Regions from separate parts of the Homo sapiens genome. Here region 2 is linked to region 1. Evidence: read pairs that join two places in POLR2A ChIA-PET (ENCODE). Cell type or tissue: GM12878. All regions are shown on one strand.

Evidence for each region. Peaks named below come from ENCODE experiments on the same cell type or tissue, not always from the same donor. Only the 100,000 strongest peaks of a DNase experiment are listed, where the experiment ranks them.
Region 2: POLR2A ChIA-PET joins it to region 1 with 7 read pairs; 2 of 35 experiments call an interaction of 5 or more read pairs at or near these places.

What each region holds. Positions count from the first base shown.
Region 1 is chr11:125,371,568-125,375,567 of GRCh38, forward strand. The region is part of intron 5 of PKNOX2 (PBX/knotted 1 homeobox 2); the gene reads left to right. Among named protein-coding and RNA genes, the nearest start is that of PKNOX2-AS1, 110 kb to the left of the region's middle. RefSeq lists an enhancer at 345-1,224. In GM12878, a CTCF peak has its summit at 291; a DNase peak (open chromatin) is centred at 2,394.
Region 2 is chr11:125,070,207-125,074,206 of GRCh38, forward strand. The region is part of intron 1 of SLC37A2 (solute carrier family 37 member 2); the gene reads left to right. Among named protein-coding and RNA genes, the nearest start is that of SLC37A2, 8.9 kb to the left of the region's middle. RefSeq lists enhancers at 2,285-2,584, 2,645-2,814. In GM12878, no CTCF peak of the experiment used is centred here; DNase peaks (open chromatin) are centred at 755 and 2,445; H3K27ac peaks cover 2,422 bases.

The sequences.
Region 1 (4,000 bases):
TTGAAGTGAGTGGGTTCCCATGGAAACCATGGTGTCCTGAGGAGCGGAAGAGGGGCAGGAGCTAGGCCTGGCCAGGTGCGGGTGGGGGAGGAGGTTGGCTTTGCGAAGACTGCTCTGCTAAGGTGTTGGCTCACTTCCCTAAGGCTGAAAGATTCTCTCCGAGAACCAGGGACGCGGAGGTGCTAAAGTTGTTGCCCATTACTGATAAGGAAAAGCTGGGCTGGAGGCATGAGCAGTGAGAAGACAGTGAGGGCAGTGGTGCTTTGCCTTTCCATTAAGAACCCAGAGAGTGGAGCTGCAGGTCAGGGATAGAGGGTGAGGTGGCTTCCGGACTCTGCCTGTCTCCTTTGTGGCATTACTCACAATTGAATTAACTGTGTTAGCATTTGTGTCAACCTTATTTCTGTTTCCCCTGCTATACTGTTAACTCCAGAGGACAGGGTCTGCGTCTGTCTTGCTCATTGCTTTATCCCCAGCACCTTACATGATACCTTAGAGTCAGCAGCTTAGACGAAGTAGCTACTGCATCAAAGCTTGTTGGACGGCTTCATTAAATGGTTAGGGAGCACCCCATAAATATACCATAGTTCTAGGTTGATGTGCCGGCAAACGTCTCTCGAGGCGGGGAAGGGGAGCAGCTCCGATTCGTAGCATTTGCTGATCCCCGTGATGTAAATACTCATACCATGGCCCATCCCAAACCGCCCACCTGAGGGCACCGAGCAGTAGGGAAGACGTGAGGCTCTCGCTGCCTCAAAGCCCAAACCCCACCTAGGGAGCCAGGTTCCAGGCGCACAGTCTCTAGATTTACATGCGTAAGCCCATCTTACAGGCCAGTTCTTTAGAATGGTGTTACTGATACTTTTAGCTGCAATCCTACATTCTTGGTCCTCACTGTCCTATCTGGTCCACTCCTGGGTTCTAAATTTGAAATGTTCTCTCTTAATCAATGAACTCTTGGAACAGCACCTGGTGTGGATAGGTGTTTTATAAGTGTCTTCAGTGATGATTTTCCACCTAAATGCCAAGGCAGTCTGTCTCTTTCCATCTGCTTCAGCAGAGCCCCATCTTCACTCCAAACTTCTCCATCTTTTCCAAGTGGCTTTCAAGCCTTTCCTGGTCTATCAGCGAATGATCTCCTTCCTCGCAGCTCCAGAAACCCTGCTTCAAACCATTCTTCTGCCTCCTCTTTAGTTTCTTAGCTCTGAGAATCTTGCACTTTCCACACCATGTGTCTAGTTCATTCTGTCAGTCTCATCTCCCACACATCACAAGCTCAGAACTTCTACCCACATGGGACCACCAGAGAGCTCATGCTCAAGTCCAGCTCTAGTTCAATAAAAGCAATGTGAGCCCTGTTTATAATGCACTTGTTTCTGTCTCATGCAGACTGGATGGCAGAATCCACAGTTGTGTGGGGAGGAACAGAGCAGGACAGTAGGCAGTGTTCAGATCACTCCCTTGAGACTATCCTAAAGGTCACGGAAGTTCCCGGCATGATCCTGACAGCCCTATAGCCAGAGGTGCAAATGCAGCCATGGCCCTGTGTTGGGCAGTGGGAAATAGAATCATGCTCTAGAAATAGACTTGGTGAGAACTGGCTTTGTCACCATCGGCTAGCTCATCTCTCTGGGACTCTGTTTTCTCAACTATCAAAAAGAAAAATGATAATAGCTAGAATACAATAAGATAATAAATGGCATACAGATCAGTGTTCAGTAGACTGGGGTATTTTAAACAGAGGAGCCAGCATATGCTGCTTTGGCCCATTCAGGATGTGAAGTCTGGTACATTCGGGGGGACAGGATCGGGGTCACGAGCACAGCCTGGTTCACACTCTAGCTCCATCACTGGACACTAAAACTTTCTGTGACTCAGTTTCCTCATCTGTAAAATGGGGCTAAAAATAGTACCATCTCCTCATCTAGATTGTCATGAGGTTTAAGTGAGATAACACAGGTAATGTGCTTGGTAAAGAACCTGGCAGGTGGTCCACATTCTGTGGGTGTCAGCCGCTGTTGGATGTATTGGTGTCAGGCAGGAGCTTGTGAGCCAGGAGGTAAATGCTGAGAGGCGGCGCAGCAAGAGGCAGGGCTGCCAAAGGTTTCCAGTCAAGTGGTCTTCACTCTACAATTCAATTAATTATGAACTGAGCTCCAGCATGCGTAAGGCATTGTGGTAAATTCGGAAAGGGGTCCTGTGCAGGGACAGAGGGAAAGATAGGCGTAGAAAGTAGCTGTGACATAAACTTGGCACACAGCATGGGCTCAAAAAAGTGTTTGTGGATTTGACCGCAGAGCTTCAGGCCTGCAGTGTAGCGTGGGAGAGTTGCACTGCTTTTCCCAAGGGAGGTGAGCCCCGAGAGAATGACAGCCACGCTACCAATCCTGGGGCTGGGCTGGTGGATGGGGTGGGAGGAATCTCTCCAGGTTTGAGGCTAGACAGATAGGCTGGGTCCTGTGTGACTGTCCTCTGTAGCAGCCGCCTGGTCAGGACCCTGGGAACTGGAACTTCCTAATGAAGTGTCTTTGAGAGAACTCTTCCACCCTGTGACCAAAGAGTGTTCTGGCTCCAGTGAAGTTGACCCTGGGGCTTAACCCTCTGCCTTCCCTGGCATTAGGCTTGGTCATTCCTGGAATGTGCTGGGTGAGGTGGCCTGAGAATGGTGTGGGAGACATGCAGCCATTCCAAGCAGAGAAGTTAGGACCGGATGCTTCGTGCCAGGGCCTCTGGACTACTAGGTGCTGTGGGCAGATGTTCCAGGCTGTGTCCTTGGCTGGGCTTTGTGGGATGGGGGTTCTTCTGGTGGATAGTCCCTGCTTTTTGAAGCAGCTGGGTTCACTGGCACCTGAGGTAACATCTCAGCTGCTGACTATAGTCAGGGGGGTGATCCTGCTGGAGCTATAATCTGAAAAGTGAAACCATGCTCAGATTTCCTCTGTACCAGGCAAAGCCTATTCCCTGCCCTTTCTATGGCATCATAAGGCCTCCCGCACCAAGCCCAGCCTTGCAACTGATGCTGACAGGCCCAGAGGCTGCAGCTGTCTTGCTCAGGGAGCAGGTGTGCTCAGGAGTGGTTGGTCGTGCTGCTTCCACGGCTCACCTCCCTGACCTAGGTAGAGCTCCATCATCCAGGGTCCCCGCCAAGACCAAAGATCCAGGAGTCCTGAAATCTGATGACTTTTATCCTCACAAGGTTATGTTAGGATTCAATGAGATAACCAATGCTAACAGCTGGCAGTGCTTGGCACACAGAAGGCTCTTGGTGAATGGTATCTACATTCATGAAGAAGGACTGCACCGGGTCTGTCCCCCTTACAAGAAGGAAGACAACCAGCAATTGGGCCTCCTGCTAGTGCAAATGACATGGGGTGGGGTGGGGTGGGGTGGGAGGAGAACAGAAAGCTGGGGCCATGAAGGTTCATATGGCCAGTGGCTTCTCACCGGGCCTGAGCTAAGCCAGCTTCCCTGTCTTTTAACCATAGTGCCACTTTCTGCTTTTCCCAGGCACTGATCCATTTCATGGTTGAGTGGGAAGAACCTGAACTGAAAATTTAGTCTGCATTCTGACTCTATCATCGGGCAAATCTTTAACTTCTTTAGATAAGCTTTCCTACCCCACAGGGTAGGCATCAAACGAGGAGAGGAGAGATCTGTAAAAATGTTAAGGCCTCTCCAAACACACACAAGTATTATTACAAGAGGAGGTTCTTTTGGAAACTCACCGGATAAAGCAGAGATTCTCTCATACAGCAACAGTCTCGTGGCTCCCAGGGTAATCCTGGCAGCTCAGTGCTTGGACCCCAGGATGTGTATGACTCAAGAACAGTAGAGAAAAGGGGGAAGGCAGATGAAGTGAGTTCAGTAACTGCTCACAAGTAGTACATGGGAGAGAGGGGAGAGCACACGATTTGGAGTTTGAATACCTGGATTTTAAATCTCAACTCAGTTACTGCATAGCCTGATGCGGTCATTTAACCACACAGCACATCTGTTTGCT
Region 2 (4,000 bases), 300 kb before region 1:
CTTCCCCTGTGAGCTGCAAAAGGCCACAGCTGAGCTAGAATGGATGGTTCTGCCCTGTGGAGTTAGCTAAGGGCTTTCACTGCCGGATCCTGGTGCCCACTCTGAGGAGGACGCAGGGGAAAGACATTCAAATTCATACTGAGAGAAAATCTGCTGTGTGCCAGACACTTCCACATCCAGGATATCTCATTTAATCTTTATAACACTCTCGTGCAGCAGGGGAATATGATCTTATTTAAAGGAAGATCGAACTGAGGCTTAGAGACGTACAACAACTTGCCCAAGGTCACATTAAGTGGCAGAACCAGAAATTAGGACTCAGCCAATTTTGCTCGAAGTCTGATGTCTGTTTCCCTGTCCTATGGGCTAGCTCTCTCAAATCTTACTTTCCTGTTGACTGCAAAGAGGTGCATGGTAAGGGCAGCAGAAAGGGCTGTTTAAAATGAGCTTTGATGGGAAGAGGCTGCTTGGAAAAGGAAATGAGGGCTCCTGGGGAGAACCTGGAGTCTCAGCCCATGATCCCTACTCCGGCCCCCCAGAAGGGGCATGTGAGCCTGTGGAGGTCCCATCCCCCACCCCTCGTGACAGCAGCTTCTCCCCCAGCTGCTTTTTGGGCTTCCTCTTCCACCCTGCTGTTTCCTCTCTCCCTCCCTACAGTGGACTGGCGTGCACCTCATTGACCTCGGGTGGGGCTGTCTGACTCAGGCCCTGTGGGCTGGTCTAGAAGGTAGCAGCAAGGTTTCGAAATAGTCTGTATGGTTGGCCAAGGCCTTGTTTTTTCCATTCAAGCTTCTGTATCAACTGAGAGCTGGGGTCAGGGTTGACAGTCCCAAAGTAACAGCAGAATTGAGGACAGACACCAGAGGTAGAGTCCCTGAAGCCCAGGACCTCCTATCTGAGTCACTAACAGACACTAAGTTGGTGTGTGTGTGGGGTGGGGGGGCGGTGTCACTGCTCTCCTGTTGGCTTCTGGCTCAGGTCTTGTCCCCTGGACGCTTCTTGCTCAGGAGAAGGAAGGCCATCCTCCTCCCCCTCTAAGCAGGACTGCAGCTCTGCCATCATCAACACGCTTCCATCAGTGCTATTTACACAACCTTTCTTCAGAAGAGACACCAACTTAAAACCTGTTGGCTGCCTCTTCTGAGCCCCACCAACACTCCCACCCTCCCTGTTATTCCGGCTGCTGATCAGAGTCCCTGCTGCAGCATGAAGGCTGTCTTCATTCTGCCTGACCATTCAGGGTCCCCCACTCAGCTTTCTTCCCAAAGCAAAACAATCTATCCTGTATTTTCCTCTTTCCTAAGACAGACTGTCATCTGAGCCACCAGTCTCTTCTCAAATGTCCTGAGTTCCTCGTGGCTCCTGGCCAATGGCTTCTTTCTCTAGGAAGGCTCTCAGGGCAAGCCCCGAGTCATCTCGATCTCTCTGAGCATGTGCCCACGTCCCAGCTGGAGGAAGGACAGCAAACAGAGGATTCCCTGAGGGGCTGGCTGCTGCCCTGGGAGAGCTTTGCGCCTCCCAAAGAGGGTCTTGTCCTGTCTTGTGTGCTAAAGACCTGGCTCAGGGCTCTGCACCTGTGGTATCTGTTCCTGGCTGGCCTTTTCCTAGCAGGGTATCTCCCAGTGCTGGTGGAGGGCTTGTGGGGGAGGGGGGGTGGGCACTGTCACCATTGACCCTAGCTTGGTTCTTACTGTGCCCAGCCCTCTATCCTTTTCAGATCTGCTTAGTCTCAGAACAGTCACGTCCGAGAAGAGACTACTGAATCCATTTTCTCTGGACAAGTGCCAAAGTCACCTGCAGCCACAGCCAGCCTAGCCTGGGACTGGGGAGTGACTAGGGAGCCACTGGGGAACCGGGGCTGTTTCTGACATCTCTCGGGGGCAGCGTCCCTCTGCTGGGCTGTTTCTTGTTTTTTGCTGTTGCAGTGGTGGTGGCAGTCGGTCTTTTGGGGGTTTTGTTTGTTTGTTTCTAATCTGTCACTGCTTTGGGACATGCCATTTCTTGATTTTTACCCCAGAAGCATTCCTAGTGCAAAGTCTCAACAAGGTCAATAAAGTTATTATCAGGCTCCTTCGAAAGAGTAGGTTGGACTGTCAGCTAATAGTTAAGAGATAGCTAGTCAACCTCCCTATCTAACTTGGTTATTCAGTAACCAGTATCCGGTGGGGGGGAGGTGGGATTCTGAGAAGTGCCATCTCTTGCTAACAAGGTCTTTGAGGGTCATGGGACAGCCGCCCCATCTGGAGCAGCCGGGGGCCTTCCCCTCCATCCTTTGGTCCTTGGCCTACTTGCCCAGCCTGGCCCAGCCCCTGGGCTGCCATCCCCCCGTCACAGCCACCCTGGGGCCAGCTAGGCAAGGCCTGGCTGTGCATATTCTGTGCCCTGCTTCTCTTCTGGGACCTCTTGATTCACGAGGGAAGGACTGGTGAGAGGAGAAGTGAAACCTGCGGGTTCTAAACATGGAAGGAGTGCGTCAGCTGCCTTTCTGAAGCTAGCATGAGCTTGGCAGTCTTGGCCTCCGTCTAGCCTAGCCCTTAACCTGACCGAAGTTCCCAGTCTCCTGTGAACCACGGCACCTTGATCTTTCTCTTAGAACACCTGACAATGGGGAATGGATAGAGCACCAGACTCAGAGGAGGCCCAGCTCTGACTATGCCATGCCCAGCGAGTGGTGTGACTTTGAGCTCATCCCTCCATCCCTCTGGAGGCCAGGAAGGAAGTCCCAGAAAAGGCCAGTGCCAGGCCTAGTGTCACACAACACAGCTGAGGACCCCCCACCCGCCACCCTCAAGACTCATGACTCTCCTGCTATCTTGGGTGTCAGGGTTTCTACTGGCAGCATCATGGGGGACTCCAGGTGGTGGATTTCAGGGAGTTGGGGTCAGAGCTGGCGGGGACATCAGGCTACCACCTGGAGGAGGGCAGGGCTGGAATCTTGGAACCTACCAGGTCAGGATGCACGTGGGGACCCCTACTGACTTTCCTGTCTGCCCACGGGAGCAGGTGGGAGGGCCCCGGGGCTGGAGTCTCCCCTGTGTCCCACCGTAGGCTCCCCAAGAAGCCATAGGGCCCACCATGGAAGGCCAGAGCTCCAGGAGCTTCAGGGCATCCTTATGTTCATCTAGACCCAGCTATGCACAGCGGGAGGCGGGGTGGAGGGGGACAGGCTGGCAGCCACATCTCTACCTTCCAGGTAAATCCAGGGCCCGGAGCCTCCACTTCCCAGAAGAGTTTGGTTCAGCCCCTGACCCTACTCGGCTCCCCTAACAGAGCAGTGTGGGCCGCCTCCACCCCTCCAGTCCTTCTTCCTGGTCTGAACATTGGAAGCACACTGGCTGTCATCTAAGCGCCCTCTGGGCATCAGGAACAATTTCAGACTGGTTAGGTGCATCTCACTAACCCATCAATAGGTCTGAGAAAGGTGATAGACTCTGCTTTTCCAATGAGCAAAAAGATGTAAGGAATGAAACCAGCTTTTGCCCGATTCCCAAGTCCTTGCTGTTTTCTCTTATAGACATCAACTCCCTGACATCCACCACCTGGGTTCCCCCGTGATGCTGCTATGTCCCTGGGAGTGGCTGGCAGGATGAAAAAGGCCCAGGGAACTGGCCTTGAGCCTCAGTGAGGAAGCCTGTCTGCGCTTCCCACCAAAACCTACAGGGCACAGCCCTGGGTCTTCACCTGGCTTAGGCTGGCTGGGGTTCAGAGCTGCCGACCTGGGAACTCCCGCTCTCTTCAGTGGCTTCCCATCACCTTCAGAGATAGCCTAAATGCCACAGTTTGGCACCTGAGGCCCTGCGCCACGCCACCTGAGGCCCCTGCCCTTCCCAGCCAGCTCTGCTTCTCTGCTTGGCTCAGTTTCACCCTACAGATACCCCCACTGAGGCGGAGTTCCCCAAACAGGTAGTGTCATTTCACACCTCCGTGCCTTCGTGCACGCTGCTTCCTCTCCCTGGCAGTCCTCCCTGCCCCAGCTGTGGTTGACTTGGCCTCGTCCTGC